2 separate regions of the Homo sapiens genome follow, and region 1 is linked to region 2. Evidence: chromatin contacts called from ENCODE Hi-C or POLR2A ChIA-PET data. All regions are on one chromosome and are shown on one strand. The core of a region is the stretch at or near the end of the contact, and the rest is flanking DNA. Distances in the headings are between cores, read along the strand shown. Region 1 has its middle 3.8 kb from the start of LINC01736. Region 2 overlaps URB2 (URB2 ribosome biogenesis homolog).

Region 1 (6,624 bases), core at 1,910-4,409, 330 kb before region 2:
TCATGATTGCAGTTACGGACAGCCTGCTATGTGCCAGGTGTTGTGGGGAGTGCTGGAAACATGTCTCGTCTCAGAAAACTCACCATCAGCCTTGTGTATGTTTCTCACTGAGGAAACAGAGGTTCAAATTGTTAAGTGGTTTACCCAAGGCACATAGAAGCCCATTCTGTCTGACTCCAGGCCTGAGCACTTAATGGGACCAGGTTTTAGGGCCAGAGTGCAGAGGCTCCCTTGGAGGGATCAGAGCCAGAGGGCTTGCCTTCTAGAAACTTCTCTTCTCTCTGCAGATGTATTGCAAGACCTGAGATCAGACACTCAATCTCCAATTTACCTTTATTTTCTTGCCTTGGACATAGGGCGCTGATGCTAGCACTCTACCAGCTCTCCTGAATCCCAGCACCTTCGTTTCCTAACAGCCAGCATCATGGTCTCAAGATGTAAAGCAATGGTCTGACCCCTGCACTCGAGCCTGGGAAACTGTGGTGTAGAAGTTGGCAGCAGGACCCTCGGACTGGTCTGCCCAAGGTCTAAATGCTGGCTCTACCTTTGACGTTCTGCATGCTCTAACTGCTCCGTGCCTCAGTTTCCTCATCTGAGAAATGGGGGTGTGAGGGGCTGAATCATGTCCCTCCAAAATTCACGTGTTGAAGCCCCAACATACAGCACCTCAGAATGTGACCATATTTGGAGACAAGATCTTTAAAAAGGTAACCAAGTTAAAATGAGATCATTGGAGTGGGCCCTAGTCCAGTATGTCTGGTGTCCTTGTAAGAAGATGGGGACACACAAAGAGCCCCCAGGGATGCTCACACATTCAGAGGGAAGACCACGTGAGGACACAGGGAGAAGACAGCCATCTGCGAGCCAAGGAGAGAGACCTCAGGAGAAACCAACCCTGCCAACACCTTGATCTCAGACTTCCAGCCTCTGGAACTGTGAAAAAATAAATGTCTGTTGTTTAAGCCACCCAATCTGTGGCACTTTGTTATGGCAGCTGGAGCTGGCTGACACAGGGAGTGTTTAGAATCATAACTATTTCAGTACCCATTCTGGTTATGTTCATTTTGGAACCAGACTGCCTAGGATCAAATGCCTGCTCATGCATTTACTTATTCTAAGCTTTAGTTGTCCAGTCTGTGCAATGGGGATACTCATTGTGCCTGCCTTGCAGGGTTGCTAGGACGTTTAGAGAGCTCATGTACATTAAGTGCTGAAGATGGCAGAGTTAGCAAATGTCTGAGCGGGAATTTGATCCCAGGTAATCCAATGCCAAAATGAATGCAACCAGAATGACTCTATGGCAAGTCAATATTGTTTAATCATAAACTGTATCTCCCTAGTCAATAAAAAATGAACATTGTAAAAATGTAGAAATAAAAGTAAAATTGCTCTCTGGATGTCACTTGTAGCCAGAACATGACTTTTCTTTGGCCAACGAGCCCTGGAGGAGCAGGAGGGCTTTGTGGCTGTCTGCCCACTCTTTCAGCTATTTGCGTCTCATAAGGAGCTCCCCAGACTCAATCCTCCGCTGCCTTCCAGCTAATCCACAACACAGAACTTCCAGAGAAAATAACTGCAAAACCCCGGTGTAAACAGGAATGATTTACTAATGTTAGGCAAACATTGGCAATGGGACCCAAAGTAGCACTGGACATTGCTCATGTGTCAAATGGAAGCAGTTTCTCTCATGGCTCCTAAGGCATATGAGTTTCTGGAAGTTGTGTTACTCTTTTTTTTTGTTTTTTGACATTCTCACTCTGTTGCTCTGGCTGGAGTGTAGCGACGCAATCATAGCCCATTTTAACTTTGAACTTCTGGGCTCAAGCGATCCTTTCCACCTCAGCTTCCCAAATAGCTGAGATTATAGGTGTATGCCATAATGCCAGTTAAGTTTTAAGTTTTTATGGAGACAGGGTCTTGCTATGTTCCTCAGGTTGGTCTTGAACTTCTGGCCTCAAGCTATCGTCCCACTTTGGCCTCCCAAAGCGCTGGGATTACAGGTGTGAGCCACCATGCCCAACCTGTGAACTCTTGTAGACTATTCTGATGGAGCATTACAGAGGTACCTGATATAGCAGTGGTGGGCATGTTGGGTGAGTCTCATTACCTGTGCAGGTGCTGGGGACAGGTAAGCCCACTTTAATTAGAAACAAGCCTGGCCCTGGGTTGAATCTCTATCTAGCTCCTCTGAAGCCAGGGTAAGCCTTTACTCAGATGCTACATCCCACTCTGTTTGGGAGCTGAGAAGTGACCACATCAGCAAAGTCCAAGCCTTTCCTTAGCCCTACCAAGTGGGTTTCACAAAGGAGGCATTCCCGTCCAGTGAGGGAGGTTGAGCCTCCCCTCTGACTGGCATGCGGTTCCCCCAGGTTTGGGCCTTGGCTACATCTGGGAACATTGCTGCTACATACTGGAAGCATCACAAAAGCCACACTCAACAAGCATCCGCCGACTCTACCAGTTCCTTAGTTAGATTTAAAAAGGAGACCTGTGCTTCCTGTTTCCCGGCTGAGAAAGGCCGCTGTGTCTTCTTATATTCTTATTATTCCCAAAGGGCTGAGTTCTCCTCACTTTCTCCCACCTCCCCTCCGAATAAATAATTCACCACGGGGCTGAAATAAAATATGTAGTCAAAAGAGAGGGAAAGCAAGGGAGCAGAAATCCTGCAGCCTTGATTACAGTGTTAGCTTCTGCGAAGGCTGTAGTAAAGTCTGCATGGGGTGGGTGTCCCAGCAGGGGCCGGTCACTAGGAGCCCGCACTCCACGGCTCTTCCACTGTCACTCCATTTCCTCATTTTCAGCAATGACATTTCAGCCTCTGAGTGGAGGGCAGGTATTTGTCGAGGCAGCTCAGCAAATACATTTGACCTTTAGAAGAAAAAAAATAAGAGATCAGGAGACAGAAGAGAGGGGAAGAAATTCTCAGTGCATTATTTCCTTTTCTCCCTTTGGCAGAACAAGTGCTGAGAAAGAATTGCCAAGAGGCAGCGTCTGCTCCAAGTGTAGCGATTTAGTACGAATTCATGATTTCCCTTTTCCTTATTTCCCTTTTGATTAATCATGGAAAGGTCTGAATGTTTTCGTTAAAGAATTATGGCCCAGAACTTTCCTTGGCAGTCAGTTGCAACTGCTTCTAAAAAGGTTCTTGTAGTTCTTTGAGGCTGCTTCTCAGAGCGTTGGAAAATGGTGCATAACCAAAGTGACTCAGGCCTCTTTCAGGGAAACTGGGTAATATTAATTCTCCTATTTCACAGCTGCAAAACAAGAGATGAACTGAGGTTAAAGGCCCAATTCAAATAGCTCTAGCTCACGTATCATGGGGTCTGGAGATTTAAGGGGAGTACATAGGGAAGGAACAGAAAACAGACCCTGGGTTGAGGTGGCATCTCCTAAAAATTGTTATCGCACCTATTAAAGCCTTTATTTCTCACCTTATTGGTGAGCAAGCAACAGGGCAGAGATGTGCTGCTTCCCTGGTGACCACTCTTGCCACTGATGGGGCCATGGAAGAGCCACTAGACCCGGCTGGGCACAGTGGCTCGGTCCTTTAATCCCAGCGTTTTGGGAGGCTGAGGCAGGAGGATCACTTGAGCCCAGGAGTTCAGGGCTGCAGTAAGCTATGATTGCACCATTGTCCTCCAGCCTAGGTGAGAGAGTGAAACTCTGTCTCAAAAAGGAACCACTAGATCTAAAGCCAGGAGACCCTGCTCAGCCTGGCCTGGCTTCCAAGGCCTAACCTCTACTTCTCAGAGTGACTCGGGCGAGTAACTGCCCCTTCTCTCTGGACCCTCACAGTAGGGAGGGCTCAAAAGTTCTGCATGATAGTCGCTGGTCATAGCAATGTGGCACCACCTCCCCTCAGCCCTCCATAATTCACTTATGTGTTCTTGGACAGATCATGATAGCAAATACTTTTATGGCATTTACTCTGTGTCAGGCTGTACACTAAACCTTTGCATATATGCATGAATTTTTTTTTAACCTTACAACAAGTAGTGGTATTAACATTCCCATTTGCAGATGAGGACACTGAGGCACAAAGACATTGTGAAACTAACAGATTAAGAGTTTAATGCACAAAGAGATCACCTTCCCAAACTCACACTACAGTGCGGAGCTGAGCGAGGCAGCCTGGCTCCAGCGTCAGTACCTTGCCCTGATAGCTCTGTCCTCTAGCTTGATAGCTCTGTCTCCCATCTGCCCTCCTGGGAGGCTACTGGGGTCAATAGTCTTTTGTGCATCTTTTCCAAAAATGTTGCATGGCATTGATGCATATAAATAGACACAAATACAAATTGTAGCATTTATACTCTTCCTTTTTGCACCAAATACAATGACATAATTTATTTTTTTGAAACAGAGTCTCACTCCATCACCTGGGCTGGAGTGCAGTGTTGCAATCTTGGCTTACTGCAACCTGCGCCTTCCAAGTTCATGCAATTCTCCCGCCTCAGCCTCCCAAGTAGCTGGATTACAGGCACCCACACAACCATGCCCGGCTAGTTTTTGTGCGTGTGTGTGTGTGTTTTTTTAGTAGAGATGGGGTTTTGCCATGTCGGCCAGGCTGGTCTTGAACTCCTGACCTCAAGTGATCCACCTGCCTTGGCCTCCCAAAGTGCTGGGATTACAGACGTGAGCCACCACATCCAGCCAATAACATGATCCTTTTATATAAACTCATATAGAGCTGCCACATTCTTTTTAACAACTGCATAGTATATTCCGTCATATAAACCATAATGTATAAACTCACTTCCTGATGCATATTTAGGTTATTTTCATTATTTTACTATTACAATGAATACAGCAATGACTATTCTTGTAGATATATCATTTTGCATTAAGTGCAGTTTGTACAAAATGACTGCCCCAAAGATATTCACGTTCTAATCCCTGGAACTTTTGAGTATGTTATGTTATATGACAAAAAGGATTATGTAGATGGAATCAAGGTTATAGACCTTAAGAAACCAAGGTTACCCAGGATTATCTGGATGAACAGCCTCATAACATGAGCCTTTGTTATGGTCTAAATATACGCATGGCCCCTAAATCGTATGTTGAAACCTACTCCCCAAGGTGATGGTATTAAGAGGCGGAGCCTTTGGGATATGATGATGTCATGAGGGTAGAGCACTCTTGGGGTTAGTGCCCTCGTAAAAGAGGCCTGAGACGGCTGGGCGCAGTGGCTCATGCCTGTAATCCCAGCACTGAGAGGCCGAGGCGGGTGGATCACCAGGTCAGGAGATCAAGACCATTCTGACCAACATGGTGAAACCCCCTCTCTAGTAAAAATACAAAAAATTAGCTGGGCTTGGTGGCATGTGCCTGTAGTCCCAGCTGGCTGAGGCAGGAGAATCGCTTGAACCCAGGAGGTGGAGGTTGCAGTGAGCCGAGATCAGGCCACTGCACTCCAGCCTGGGTGACAGAGCGAGACTCTGTCTCAAAAAAAAAAAAAAAAAGGCCTGAGGGAACTTGGTTGCCCCTCCCACCACGTGAGGACACACAGAAGATACCATTTCTGAGGAACAGGCCCTGGCCAGTCACTGAATCTGCTGGTAAGGAAGACCTTGGACTGCCCAGCCTCCAGAACTGTGAGCAATAAATTTCTGTTGTTTACAAATTATTTTACCAAGTCTCAGGTATTTTGTTATATCAGCCCAGACAGACTAAGACAGCCCTTCAAAGCACAGAGCTTTCTCCAGCTGGAGGCAGGAGGGATGAGGGAATGCCAGAGAGATTTGAATCATGAGAAAGACAACTCACCATGGCTGGCTTTGAAAAAGAAGGATCCTTGAGCCAGGGAGTGTGGGAAGCCTCCAGATACTGAGAAACAGTCCTGGCTGGCAGCAGCAAGGGATCAGGGACCTCAGTGCTATGATTGCTTGGAACCAAGTTTTATCAATAACCTGAATGAGTCTGCAACTGGATTCCTCACAGGGCCTCTAGATAAGAGCCCTGGTCAGCCAACACCTTGACTTTAGCCTTGTGGGATCCAAAGCAGAGAAACCAGCTGAGCCATTTGGCTTTCTGAGCCATAGAAATGTGAGATAATAACTTTGTGGTTTTTTAAACACGAAATTTGTGGCAATCTGTTACAGAAGCAATAGAAAACTAGAGCACTGCTGATTACTTACAAGTAGAATAGCTGAGTCAAAGAGTACATGCATGGACAGATACTGGCAAATAGCTCCCCTTGAACTGAGACCTGCCTGAAGATACCTACCTTCTTGGAGCCTCACTTTCTATACCAGAAAAATGGGAATAACAACAACCTTGAGGCTATTGTAAGGATGAGAAAAACACACACACACATTCATATGTGTATACACACGCATGTATGCATACTTACATGTATGAGCATTGTATTAGTTCATTTTGCATTGCTGTAAAGGAATACCTGGGGCTGAGTTATTTATAAAGAAAGAGGTTTGTTTGGCTCACAGTTCTGCAGGCTGTACAAGCATGGTACCAGCATCTGCTCAGCTTCATGGAGGACTCAGAAGCTTTTACTCATAGGTATAAGTAGTGGTCCTTCTACCATGTGCACACACACGTATATTAGAGAGAACACTTCCACACTTTGCTTCTCGTAGGTGTGTTAGGTTGTTTTTGCATTTCTGT
Region 2 (7,352 bases), core at 1,719-4,218:
CTCCTGGACACACCCCAGCTCTCTGATTCTGAGGGTACTCAAGAATTGAGCATGGAGAAGGGAGCTCAACACAGCAGAGTGCAGCCTTCACTCACTTACCAGAAGCCCAAGCCTAGCCAGAGTGAGGCAGCCGTCAGATTACTGAAGAACTAGATGAAGATTTAAAACGGATTCCGAGATGAGAGAGGGTATTTCACCCCCACCACTCTCTGGGTTTTGAGCAGCCATCTCCTAATCTCTGCTTATATAGTCTTTTCACAAAAAGTCCTTTGCATCTTAGCAAGAAGCAACAAAATTGCTCTATAAGATAAACAAAAGGTTAATTACAAAACCCTGCGTACTCCAGAAGCCCACAGGCAAGAACAGCTATTTATTTCCCCAGCTCACAGCTCTGTCTGCCCTGCTGCAGGTGTCTGTCCAATGCATGCAGCCATCTGAATCACTGCACCTGCTCCCACCACACAGCAAAAGAAAATACCACCTGGGATTTGGACAGTTTCCCATAAAGCATTCCAAAGTGAGTATTCCAAAGACAGAAACATTTGCCCTTTTGGAGACCTTGAAAGGAACCTTGGCAGTTCTCCCCATTGTCTTCTAAGGAGGGAAGAAGAATCCCTCAGACTGATGCCCCATCTGTGATGAATATGCGTTCAAGAAGCTGGAGGAAACCACTAGCAATTGCTGCATGCACGCGTAAGGCACCAGCCGTGGACGTTCATGCTATCATTCTGACAACCTGTCCATCAAAAGTGGCATCCAAATGCCACCCAGAGAATCCCAGAAGTGGACATTTAAGTCTCCCCAGTGCCCTTGCTCCATGCAGATGTGCTGTGGATGAACAGCTGCTTTTCACCAGCCCAGCTCCTCTGAAACTTCCCATTGCAAAGGGAGCCACCAGACCCTGCACTTCCAGCACCACAAGCCAGCGCCAGCAGCAGTACATGTCACAGGAGCCTCATCAGAAAGTCGAATCTGGCAGAGCTGTCTTCTGCCTGTATCTCCAATCCCAATGACAATCAGAACTAGGTGTGTGGCAAACAGGTGCTGAAAACCTCAGCCCCCAGAGTATAAAGCAGCCCTCCTGACATTTGCTGGATTAGGGATGAATGCATCTGGAAATTGAGACAATCAGGAAGCTAATGTCACATTTCCAGATTTTCTGAAAACCTAAGCTGTGGGTGTTTAGTGAAACAATGACGCATTGTAATAGGAAGCATCAGCAACACTTTGCTGTGGTAAACTGCAGCCTCTGTACAGTCAGGCCACGCAGCCACACATAGTGCATGGAAAATTTAATTCAAATATTTATTCTACAAAGACGCATTCATTGACATTTATGGAGACAGGCGGGTGGAGCGCAGTTTTCAAATTGTTCTACTCTGCTGGAAGACCAGTATTCCCAGGGCATTCTTCATCCAACAAGTATTAATTGAGCACCTACTATGTGCCAGGTGCCCATTTCGGGTCCATACTCAAGCTGTGAGTAGCACAAACAGGATCCCTGCATATGCGGAGTTTAACTTCTACTGGGAAAAAAGACACCAGACAACATGCATAAGCAAAACACCTAGTAAATTGGAGAGCAACACATACTGAGGAAAAAGTAATGAAGCAGGGAAAAAGGGGACAGGATGGTCAAGGCAGGTGGGTGGGATTTTAGATGGAGTTTCCAAAAGTCATCATAAGGCCAGGCGTGGTGGCTCATGCCTGTAATCCCAGCACTTTGGGAGTCCAAGGATGGTGGATCACCTGAGGTCAGGAGTTCAAGACCAGCCTGGCCACCATGGTGAAACCCCGTCTCTACCAAAAAAATATAAAAATTAGCCAAGCATGGTGGCACGCACCTATAGTTCCAGCTACTCAGGAGGCTGAGGTGGGAGAATCGCTTGAACCTGGGAGGCAGAGGCTGCAGTGAGCCAAGATCATGCCACTGTAACCCATCCTGGGCAACAGAGCAAGACCCTGTCTCAAAAAAAAAAAAAAAAAGAAATTTGTTTTTTGAAAGGAGACTCTTTGGAGGTTTGAAGGAAGATGGAGGGACAACCACTAGGACTATTTAGAAACAATCTCTAGGATGAGTGACCACAGGCAGTAAGAGAAAAGAGGGAAGATGCTAGTGAGAGCTGGGACTGAAGGAGAGTGAGGAATTGGTTATGTCTTCCAGATTTTCAACTCAATTCAATGAGCAGAAATTGGCAAGTTTGAAAAGGACTTGCCCAGAGGCAATGGTGACATCAGGGAGTGGAAGGTCAGGAAAGTTAGAAGGTCTAGAGAGAATTGTCAAGGATTAATCCTTGAGGACACCAGTATTTTAGGGGAAGGGAGAGAAAAAGGTAACCAAGAGCATCAGAGATAGTCGAGGCCCTAGAGGATGCAGAGAGCCAGCGGGGGGTCCGACCAGCCAAGGGTGTCCAGCGATGGTCAAGGACCTACCACACATTCGTGAAGCCAGGTGTCTTTCAGAGGGCAGTTTTGATGGGAAGGATGACCAAGGAGCAAAGGTAGACTCCTTATAATTGTTGGGTAGTCAAGAGAAAAGGCTGATGGAAATGTGAGAGGATAACAGGATCGAGACTGAAGATAAATTAAGAGTATTCTGTGTGTGTCTATAAACAGCAGGGAAAGTGATAGCAGAGACTCGAGAGACAGAGGGCTATGGTTAGATGGGAAGAGATTGTGTGCCTGATTTAATCTGTTATAAAGCTCAAAGAGGGCTTAGAGAAAATACCAGTGCAGGCTGCATGCCAAGTCAGAGAATACCAGACACTGAATGGCACCGGCACCCACATCTGTCCCCACAAGAACAGCCATTCTGAGTCTTTGAAATGGCCATAGTTGGGAAACAGTTGGCCATGCCCTCTAGCATGACATTAAGGTACAGGAAGACGCAGGGCCGTGCACTGATTTGTGTTTCTGTGGGTGCTTCTTTATCACCACCTTGGCAGCCGGCCAGGCGTTACTGCTGGGATTTCCCGTGGCCTCATTTTTCTGAGTGTGTTTCTCGCCCCAGGCCCCAGCACACTTTCACCTCCGTTGAGCCTGGTCTACTGAGTCACATCCCCTCAATCCTCCTTTGTAATGAAAAACCACTCCCACTACTACTAGTTGTGTTCTTTCTGGAGCATTTCACAAACCTCTTCCTTCCTCTCATCCAAATATTTATGTTCTACGATCAACCAGAACTTCACATTAAAACCATTGTAACAATCCAGTCTCCACAAGCTCCTAACATCCCAAAGCTATGCTGCCTCATGGATGTTTCTCCCTCTGATGAAAAAAGAGATCTTCCTCCCAATAGGTGACCCCAGCAGAAGAGAGAGAACAGGATTTTGTAGAGAATCAATCCCCATGACTCCATTCCTTTCTCCCTCAACAGAGCTGGCTCTGGAGTTAAGGGTAGGGCAGGACAATCAGGGAACTCCAAAGACGAGGAAGGAGGTGACAGACCTAGGGATGCCAGTGAGGCACAGTGGTCATGGTGGCAACGGGGAACAAGCTGGGTAGAGGGACAACAGGGCAGGCCAAAGAAAGGACATTACAAACAGGCTCATTGGGCCAGGCACGGTGGCTTACACCTGTAATCCCAGCACTTTGGAGGCCAAGGCAAGAGGATCACCTGAGCCCAGGAGTTCAATTCCAGCCAGGGCAAGAGCGAAATCCCATCTCTACTTAAAAAAGATTAGCGAGGCGTGGTGGCATGCACCTGTAGTCCTAGCTACTTGGGAGGCTGACATGGGAGGAGCACTTCAGCCCAGGAGTTGGAGGCTGCAGTGAGCTAGGATCACACCACTGTACTCCAGCCTCTTAAAAAAAAGGAGCAAGGGAAGCCAAGAAGAGTCCAACAAGGAGGCTCAAGTGTGAGTTCTCACATCAGCGATGGCAGATGGGCAGGGGTGGCAGTCCTGGGAATGTGGGGTCAGGACATTTCAGAAGGGTCCCCAGTGTGGACATGAGGCTACAAAAAATATCAGCAGGAAACAAGAGGGAAGACTGGGAAAGAAGAGAGGTCACCAGCAAGCAGGAGTGATTGAGAGAGGTGGCCCAGACACACCAGGGAGGGAGGGCAGAGAAGTCAGTGAGTGGGGATGGCAGAATGGTGTTGGAAGGACGTGGGGACAAGAAAGCACAGGGCAACAGAAGTAACATCCATTAGAGAGACACGAGAGACATACAGGCTGAGGGGGAAAGGGTGAATATCACCTCTCCCTCCAGCCACTGAACTTGTCTGCTGGAAGAGATGGAAAAGGTAAACGACAAAGTAAAATTTAAAAAAAAAGGAGAGTGTTCAGAAGTTGCACAAGGGAATGAGGAATCAAAAACGACACTGCTGCTGCCTCTACAGCGGCTTTTATGAGACATAAAGCAGAAACGTATGAGCTTATTAGACAAAAGAATTCAGGCTATAGCCTGGCATGCCGGCAATAAATCAAAGTTACCTCTATGAGTTATGAGAAACCAGGGCCAGGTGCGGGGGCTAACACCTGTAATCCCAGCACTTTGGGAGGCCAAGGAAGGGAGGACTGCTTGAGGCCAGGAGTCCCAGACCAGCCTGGGCAACATAGTGAGACTATCTCTACTAAAAACTTAAAAATTAGCTGGTTGTGGTGGTGTGCACCTGTAGTCCCAACTACTTGGGAAGCTGAGACAAGAGGATCGCTTGAGCCCAGGAGTTGGAGGGTGCAGTGAGCTAGGATTGCACCACTGCACTCCAGCCTAGGCAATAGAGCGAGACCCTGTCTCCAAAGAAAAATGAAAAAGAGAAACCGAAAAAAAAAAAAACTCCCCCAAATCCCTTCAAGTAGACACCCCCTCTTTGCTGTCTTTTTTTCTGGAGACTTCACATCACTCCTTAACATTGGGCAGTTTCCACAGCTACTGTAGGAGGCTGAGTCCGGGAAGCTGCAGAAGACAGGCTGTGAAGGAGACCCACCCACTGTGGTCCACAAGCAGGGCAAGGTCGAGAACGGGGCTGTGTGTTGTCTGTGCCATTGGGGGCCCCCTGATGTACTACTGTCCAGGACCGCCCAAGGCAACATCCCAGGCAAAGTCACCCCGCTGAGCCTTCTCTCACCCAACTCCCCTTACGCCCACCCCTCCCTTCAGGTGTCCGCCCTCAGCCAAAACCAGGCTGCCACATGGATTCAGTGCAGGCATTAAGGATCAGCACCCCAGGCCCTTCCAGGGGCGCCTCTCACCACCCAGGCAGGTCTCAGTTCAAATATCACCTCTTTCTCCAGCCACTGAACTTGTCTGCTTTGCTGCCAACCCCGCGATCACCCCCTGGCCTATTTGTTTCCTGGCTCATTGTCAATGTCCTCTACTAGAAAGCTCCCTGAGGACCAGGGCCATGTCTCCGTGCCTGGTACAGACAGGTGATTCATGCACATCTGTCAGGTGATGGGGGTCTGGAGCCACAGCAAGTCCAGTGGGGACAGTCTCTCTGAAGCCCAGCATTTTGCCGTTCCCCAAGCTGAGTCCCCAACTCTGCCATGTGGAGAGCTGGCTGGGCCAACTCTCTTTGCTTGTGAGGTCTATTCTAACAGGATAAAAATGAACAACAGAGCCTCCATATTTGCCAGCCAGAAACATGTTTCTTCTACCCTATGAATCAGCAAAATGGAGTTAAAACAAATTCTTTGCTGAGGAGCGTTTAGAGTTCAAATAGAAATGACTGTGAGGAACCTGTGACTGCTTCCCCAGAAATGGGAACACAGCAGAGAGCCCTTCAGAGCTGTGCAGGGAGGAGGTGGAGTCCCAGCCTTCTCTTCGTCCTTCCCTTCCTTCAAGGCTGACTACCTGGCAGCCGCTGCCAACTCCCTTCGAAAGGCCCTGCAGTGCCACCACCAGGACGCCTGATGAACTGCTCCACGTTCGTCAGCTCACCCAGCATTCCCAAGGCAGGGGGAAAGGATGGTCCCCTCACCTCTGGCCTTCAGAACTTTCAGCACAGGAAAAACTAGCCATGGCTCCATGAAGGCCTTGGAGACAGTTAGCTTCCGGTCTGGGCACTTGAACCAGAGGCAAACCTAAGACCGTGTTTTAGCTCCCGCTTGTTTACAGCTCGTGTCCTTGAAAGGTCGCCCGCTCACACCAACACCCATCTCCAATTGTGAACAAGAAATGGCGCCACCAGACTCTCTTCGAGGCTCCTGCAGGGAGTTTACTACAGAAACAAAATTCTGTCAACACAAAGCATTAAGCGAAAGGATGCCAGACCAGCCGAAGACATTTCTGGTGGCCAGAGCTTCGAAAGGCCCTCTGCACACACAGTCTAGATGAGGAAGGGAAGGGAACAGATGACATGTGCAGTGCGTAAGGCAGGACTGTCCCCCAGCCCCCACAAGATAGCACAGGAAATAAAATCAAATGTGGGGCGTAAAACAAGGGCCATTTCTCTTAGGTATCAAAGACATTCATTTTATATTGTCTGCTCCAATCACATCTGCTTGAAAATACAGTGTTAAAAAAAAAAAGCCTTTGCTTAAGGATGATCCTTCAAATAACTTCAAAAGTCTGCATTTTGAACTAATTAAAAAGGGAATTCCAACATGATTCCCCCAAAGACAGTGAATAAGAAAAATGGTAAATATCCCAATTGAGAAATGTGCTATTACAGAAGAAAGATAATTATATAAACATAATTTACATAAGAAATAAAAATGGTAAATGTGAAAAATGTATAATCTCTTAGTAATTAAAGAAATTCAAAACAGAATAACATCTCTCTCCTATCAAGGAAGCATAAAGAAACAAAAATCAATAATATTAAAGTTGACTCACTAGTAGGAAAATAAATTAGTAATATTCTAGGGGGCAATTTGGCAATATTTATATAAATCCTTTAAAAATGATGTGGTTTTCTGACAAATAATACAACTCATGAGAATTCATCTTCTGAAAATAATTCAGCTGCAAGCACCATCTATAAAAGGGAATTTGGACAGATACCTATGTCTAACCATGGTGTACTTATTAAATAAAACAACAATATCTACTCAATGGACTACTATGCAGCCAAAAAAAATATATGTCGAATGTTTTCACTGACCCAGAGTTACTTAAAATATTACACAGGAAAAAAGGTAACTTTAAAAAAATGCATTTATGATCCAATTTAGCTACTATATATATTTATATGCACATCTATATACATACACATAGTAAAGGGACTACAACAAGATACTCCAAGGTGACAACCGAGGTTATCTGGGTAACTGAGACTATGAATGAGTTTTTTAAATTATCCTTTTATTTTTCTTTTCTGAGGTTGCTATAATAAAAATATATTGCTTAGGTAATAAGAAAAAACAATTAGGATTATTTCTTAAACTGCATAGGAAAAAAAAATTCCT

Evidence for each region. Hi-C counts contacts between places; a loop is a spot of excess contacts on that map. ChIA-PET counts read pairs that join two places held with the same protein, here RNA polymerase II (POLR2A). Pooled maps may share reads with other maps.
Region 1: a map of gastrocnemius medialis shows a loop between it and region 2 (2.7-fold over the local background). The contact joins two enhancer-like sites. A Hi-C loop is called at or near these places in 1 of 168 maps with a recorded cell type or tissue (gastrocnemius medialis) and 4 of 50 pooled maps. POLR2A ChIA-PET finds 5 or more read pairs at or near these places in 2 of 52 experiments (H1 and PC-9).

What each region holds. Positions count from the first base shown.
Region 1 is chr1:229,995,631-230,002,254 of GRCh38, reverse strand. No RefSeq gene overlaps it. Among named protein-coding and RNA genes, the nearest start is that of LINC01736, 3.8 kb to the left of the region's middle. Within about 2 kb of position 3,159, at least 7 of the 41 ENCODE cell types and tissues checked have a DNase peak (open chromatin) inside an H3K27ac peak, as active enhancers do.
Region 2 is chr1:229,659,932-229,667,283 of GRCh38, reverse strand. URB2 (URB2 ribosome biogenesis homolog) reads right to left here. Exons shown (of 10, transcript NM_014777.4): 10 at 7,084-7,352. Among named protein-coding and RNA genes, the nearest start is that of URB2, 37 kb to the right of the region's middle. Within about 2 kb of position 2,968, at least 5 of the 41 ENCODE cell types and tissues checked have a DNase peak (open chromatin) inside an H3K27ac peak, as active enhancers do.